Regions from separate parts of the Mus musculus genome. Here region 2 is linked to region 1. Evidence: chromatin loops called from intact Hi-C (ENCODE). Cell type or tissue: left cerebral cortex. All regions are shown on one strand.

What was found. Hi-C counts contacts between places; a loop is a spot of excess contacts. Peaks named below come from ENCODE experiments on the same cell type or tissue, not always from the same donor. Only the 100,000 strongest peaks of a DNase experiment are listed, where the experiment ranks them.
Region 2: a loop joins it to region 1, with 2.2 times the contacts of the local background. A loop is called at or near these places in 9 of 42 quality-filtered maps.

Annotation. Positions count from the first base shown.
Region 1 is chr11:16,751,999-16,754,498 of GRCm38, reverse strand. Egfr (epidermal growth factor receptor) reads right to left here and starts at 2,296. Exons shown (of 28, transcript NM_207655.2): 1 at 1,929-2,296. The coding sequence starts at 2,016. In left cerebral cortex, a CTCF peak has its summit at 1,409; DNase peaks (open chromatin) are centred at 1,652 and 2,323; H3K4me3 peaks cover 2,306 bases; H3K27ac peaks cover 696 bases.
Region 2 is chr11:16,862,404-16,864,903 of GRCm38, reverse strand. Egfr (epidermal growth factor receptor) reads right to left here. Exons shown (of 28, transcript NM_207655.2): 4 at 1,824-1,958. Among named protein-coding and RNA genes, the nearest start is that of Egfros, 33 kb to the right of the region's middle. In left cerebral cortex, a CTCF peak has its summit at 1,146; no DNase peak of the experiment used is centred here.

The DNA of each region.
Region 1 (2,500 bases):
GAAAACAAATCTCCAACCACTAACAGTGTTCATAACAGTAACACCTAACAGCGAAGAAACACAGAGTTAAGCTGAGACAACTGGTGTTCTACAGGGGCTCTAAGGGAAACTGAAAACTAGGGGAGGGAGTCCTATGGGTAGGCACAGATGCCAGGCAACTGACCGATGGGGCCTGGAGCCCTTCAGCTAAGGAAGGTAGGAGAAAAGCTCCACAGTGCTCCATCCCATCTGTGAAAAAAGCAAGCCCTCTTTACCGACTTTATCCCTGCTATTTCCTGTACTGCAAGATTTCCCAGACTCCTGCTCGTTAGAACCGTCGTGGTAGTCTTCCTTTAGATGTTATCAATTTTTCATTTATGCTAGCGAGTCTCAAATCAAATGCTACAAGAGTTTTGAAAATTCTAATTCTCAAGATCGACCCGTGAAATCTGAGTGTATGGAGTGGTAGCTAAACAACGGAGGAGGGGTGTAGTTTGTTTTGCTTGTTGATTTTTAAACCCAAATGATTTCATTGTGTAGTTAAGTTTGGGAAACTGAGCCTTACACCCCCTCCAACAAAAGTGCACGGAGCACCAACCCCCAAGTCCAACTTGGATGCGGATGACATCAACAGCAAGTGCAGACCTGACTCCTGGAACCCGAGCGGCTGGATTTTGAAATTGTGCAATTAAACCTTCCGAGGCATGTTTCTCGTGTCAAGTGGGTTTATGGTCGGATAGTCATGAAGCCAGACTTGTTCATGTTCCGTCTGGACAGTTGGCATGTGTGATCCATGGACATCAATGTTTCTTTTTAATTAGGGGTTATATTTTAGTTGGCCAAATATCAATCACTTGGGGGGGGGGAGGGGTGTGGAAGGAAAGAAAAGAAAAAGAAACCCAAGAGGGAACGTCTCAGCTAACAAGTAAGAAAGTTTGCTACCGGCCTCATTTTGAAACACCAAGGGTGCACTACACCCAAGGGCCCAGCTGTCACAAGGAGGTCAGCCATCCATTGCAAAGGCAAGTGATGCTGCAGCAGCCCAAGCTTCTGGGAAAGGGCAAATTCAGGGATCCCAGGGGAAGTAGCCACCCCGCAACGCTAGCTCCAATCTGGCATGGAGCCTTGGTCCCCAACCAGTGCACCTAGCCTGGCAAGTCTCTGGCATGCTCTATGCCTAAGAGGCGGAATCGACCCACCCCACCCGCCACCCCCACGCCCTCCTTTTTTTTTTCCTAGTGAAGAAGCAAATGACCACTAACACCATCTCTTCCCAGAAGTCCTAGGTGGTTAGTGACAGAGAGATCTCCACACTTCCAGGTCATTGCTGCAACTACACACCCGCGAAAGGGCAAGCCAGAAATCTGCAAGCTACATTGGGACTCAGGCTACCAGGTCCTGAGAGTACCCTGCTGGAGAAGAGAGGAGTTGAGGGAAACCGCGCTCAGGAAACCGCGCGTCTCAGAGGTTCCGACCTTGACCAGGGGCGCGTTGGTTCGCACTCCAGTCCCTCAACTCTCACACTGAGCGGGTGGGACACACCCGACCCGCTTGAGGATCCGGGGTCCCTCCGCTCTCCCTGACAGTACTGGGCGCACGTGCGCCAATGCCCGGCGTCCCGCGCTGTCCCGCACCACGTTTCTGCTCCGAACGCCTACTGAGCGCAGGAAAGTGAGGCAACTAAGTTGGCAGCAGTCAAGAGCCCCGGAGCGCACAGCCGCGGCTCCCACGCTGCCCTGGCAGCCCCTCTGCTCCTAGCCCAGTCTCCCTTCCTTCGGCGGCCCCAGTCTCGCCCATTCCAGACTCCGTCCAGTTCCTCCTATGGTCCCGGCCGCCTTTGGGAGCCAGAAGAGGAGGAGCGGGCGGCTGGGGACTTAGAGTCCCGAGCGGAGGTTGGGACTGGGCGAGCTAGCTCGCAGGGGGCGCGGGCCGGTGGGACACGCCCTTACCTTTCTTTTCCTCCAACGCCCCACCTGCGGCGCAGAGCGCGGTCAGCAACACCAGCAGTGTGGTTCTCGCGGTCCCTGAGGGTCGCATCTCTGACCGGGAGAGGTTGGCTCTGGCTCTCCGGGATTAATCCGAGACAGACGGAGTCCCACGGTTGTGCCCAGTGACTGCGCCGGCAACGACGAGACCCGGACACAGGCTCGCGTCCAGGTGACCTGTCGTCTGTCTGGGAGGCGGTAGCCTCCGGGACTCGATCCAGACGCCCTAGCCCAGGAGGAGCGCACAGTGCGGGAAGAAGAGGAGGGAGGCTGCTGCGCGTTGCGCTGGGGCTGCCCAGACGTCTAGTTAGCTCGGGTCGGGACTGGGGGAGGCTGGGCGGGAGGAGGAGGGACTAAAGAAGGAGGAGGGATCCAGAGGAGCGAAGAGGAGGAGAATGTCAGGAGAGAGGAAGCGCTCTCCGCGAGGATCGAAAGCAGGCAGTGACCGGAAGGTGGTGGTGGATGGCCTTGGCCACCACTAGACAAGGCTCTGGGGGCGAGTTCTGGCTGTGTGCAGCGGGTCAGTGGGTGGCCTT
Region 2 (2,500 bases), 110 kb before region 1:
TTATATACATGTGTGCAATTCTCAAATAATAAATAAAATGCTATATTAGGGGAAAAAAGGGTGGCAGTACTGGAATCTCAGCCACTGAAGGCAGGGTCTTTGAAGGAGCAAGCCAATCCTGATCTCTCCTCCTTTCTCTTGTGATTATGGCACCATCATGACACATGGGCTCACCATAGGCTCCAGAACACTATGGCCAACTGACTGTGGAGGAAAGCTGCAAAGCAGCGAGCCCAAGTAAACCTTGCCTGTAAACTAAGGCATTTTTATTCTAGTAACAGAGAGCTAAATATTATTAAATTAATACCTTTTCAGGTCAGAGATCAAATGTTAAAACATTTGAATCTTGTATACTGTTTTTCAACATTCCTTTGTGGGTTTTTCATATATCAATGAGTATAAATTTGCCATTGTAAGGTACTTGATTTTAACTGTGGCAAATTCAGCTCCATAACTCTCCATGTAATATTTTAAATATGTATGACTTAGTTCACCTATTGAACATCAAAAATCTTAAGAACTGCTAACCTTGATTTCATAGGTAATAACAAAAATCCATTGTAAAATACTGTTCAGTTTCTTACATGCTCAATGTCACAGTGTGTAGCTGGTAGGATATATATTTACAAAACAAAAAACTTAATACCCACACTCACAGTAATATTATTCAGAGAGTCAACCCAAGTGCCTATAAAGAGATAAACAAATGGTAGTACAGCCAATAACAAAATATTTTAAGCCTTGAAAAAAAAATTCCTAGCATAAACTACAATACGAATAAATTTTGGGGTCATTTAATCAAATGAAGTAAACCAGACACTAAACCACAAAAAAAGCATACGATTCCACTCTCATGAGGTACCTACAGTAGTCAAATTCATAGGTACATAAAGGAGGTTTGGATTGCCTGGGAGAAAAAGAAAATAGGTCATTACTGTTTAATGAGCTCAGAGTTTCAGATTTGTAAAATTTGAAGATGGTTGGTGGTTATAGCTGCAAAACAGTGTAGACACATAATGCTCCTAGACTGTCACATAAAAAGACCATGGTGTCAGATTTTTCTACATTTTTCAATGCATTAATAAAAATACAGCTATTAAGTTAGAAAGTTTTAGTTGATATTTTTGTGATTCATGTCCCTTCCACTAGAGGTCCAAACTCACCCTGTATGCAGCCCACAATTACAGGAACAGGACAGTAGAAAATGAGGCCATGCTTTATATTCAAGTATTGAAAGGTCAGTACTATTAGGAAGAACAGGTTTGGTGGAGTTTTGTTAAGTGAAAACATGTCATTCCAGAGATGGTGTTAGCAAAGGGCACAGGTTGCATCCCTAAGCTTAGTTGGCCCTCTGCAGGGCCCTCAGTTGCAGGGGGTTGCCTGAGGATTAGGGCATGGATGAGAACATTTAGGAAAATATGGAGAGCCCTCCTTTCTGGTTCTGTGTTAGAATGTTTACACTGATAAGCTGATGAGCAGAGCCCACGTTATCAGGATGACCTCTGTGCCACTGTAAGAGGTGGAATGGGAGATTCCTTGTACCAGCAGACCGCCACTGCAACTTGCACCATAGAGAAATTTCTCTCTGTTCAATAGTTTTATGAAGGTTCTACCATGATGGATGTTGTATTGAACAATGGAAAAATATTTATATTATTGTCTTGCATAAAATCTCCTCCAATGCAAAGAGCATTTGCTTACTACTTACTTTTCTTGTATGTTAATGAATGTGATCTAAAGTTAATATGCTCTCTCCTACCCCAACACTCCATTTCAGCCCACCAGAGGATCTGAAGATAATAAAAGGTAAAAGGCGCGCTTACAACTGCTCGGATGGCTCTGTAAGTCCATTGACATGTTGCTCATAAAGACGTTTTGGACGATGTCCCTCCACTGGATAGTATCCATATTGCAGAGGATGGGGTTGTTGCTGAATCGCACAGCACCAATCAGGATTTCTGCATGAATTGAACCACAGTGATCAGGGCCCTTTGCCTCCTATTAATTCACACAGTACACATGCTTATGTCTTTACATTTCTGATGTTCTGTTTAATGTTTCCAGAGTGCAAATATAGATGCCCCCACCCAAAGACCCTGTAGAAGACCTGCTAGGGATATGTGAAGAATTTCTTCATGAGACTGACCTGAAAGACCTGAAAGACTTAGGATTCTTTGATGACTGTGTTGTGAAATTTACAAATGCAGTAGGGGGGGGGAGGCTTATACAATGTGCACGGCAGGAAAGACAGACATATGATGACTTCTAGTTCTGGAGTCATCTCAGTTGGAGTGGAATGGGTGGGTGATGTGGAGGGGAAGTCATGGCAGAAGGACAAGGTAGAAGGTAAAATCATTTGGAATTTTAAGACCAAAACAGAGTGACTGTCACTGGGTCTAGTTTCAGGTGCCATTGGAGGATTTCCACCAAAGAAGGAAAGAGTCTGAGCGTGATTAGAAACAAGAATTTTATGCATGAGGAAGACTCAAAGAAATACCAG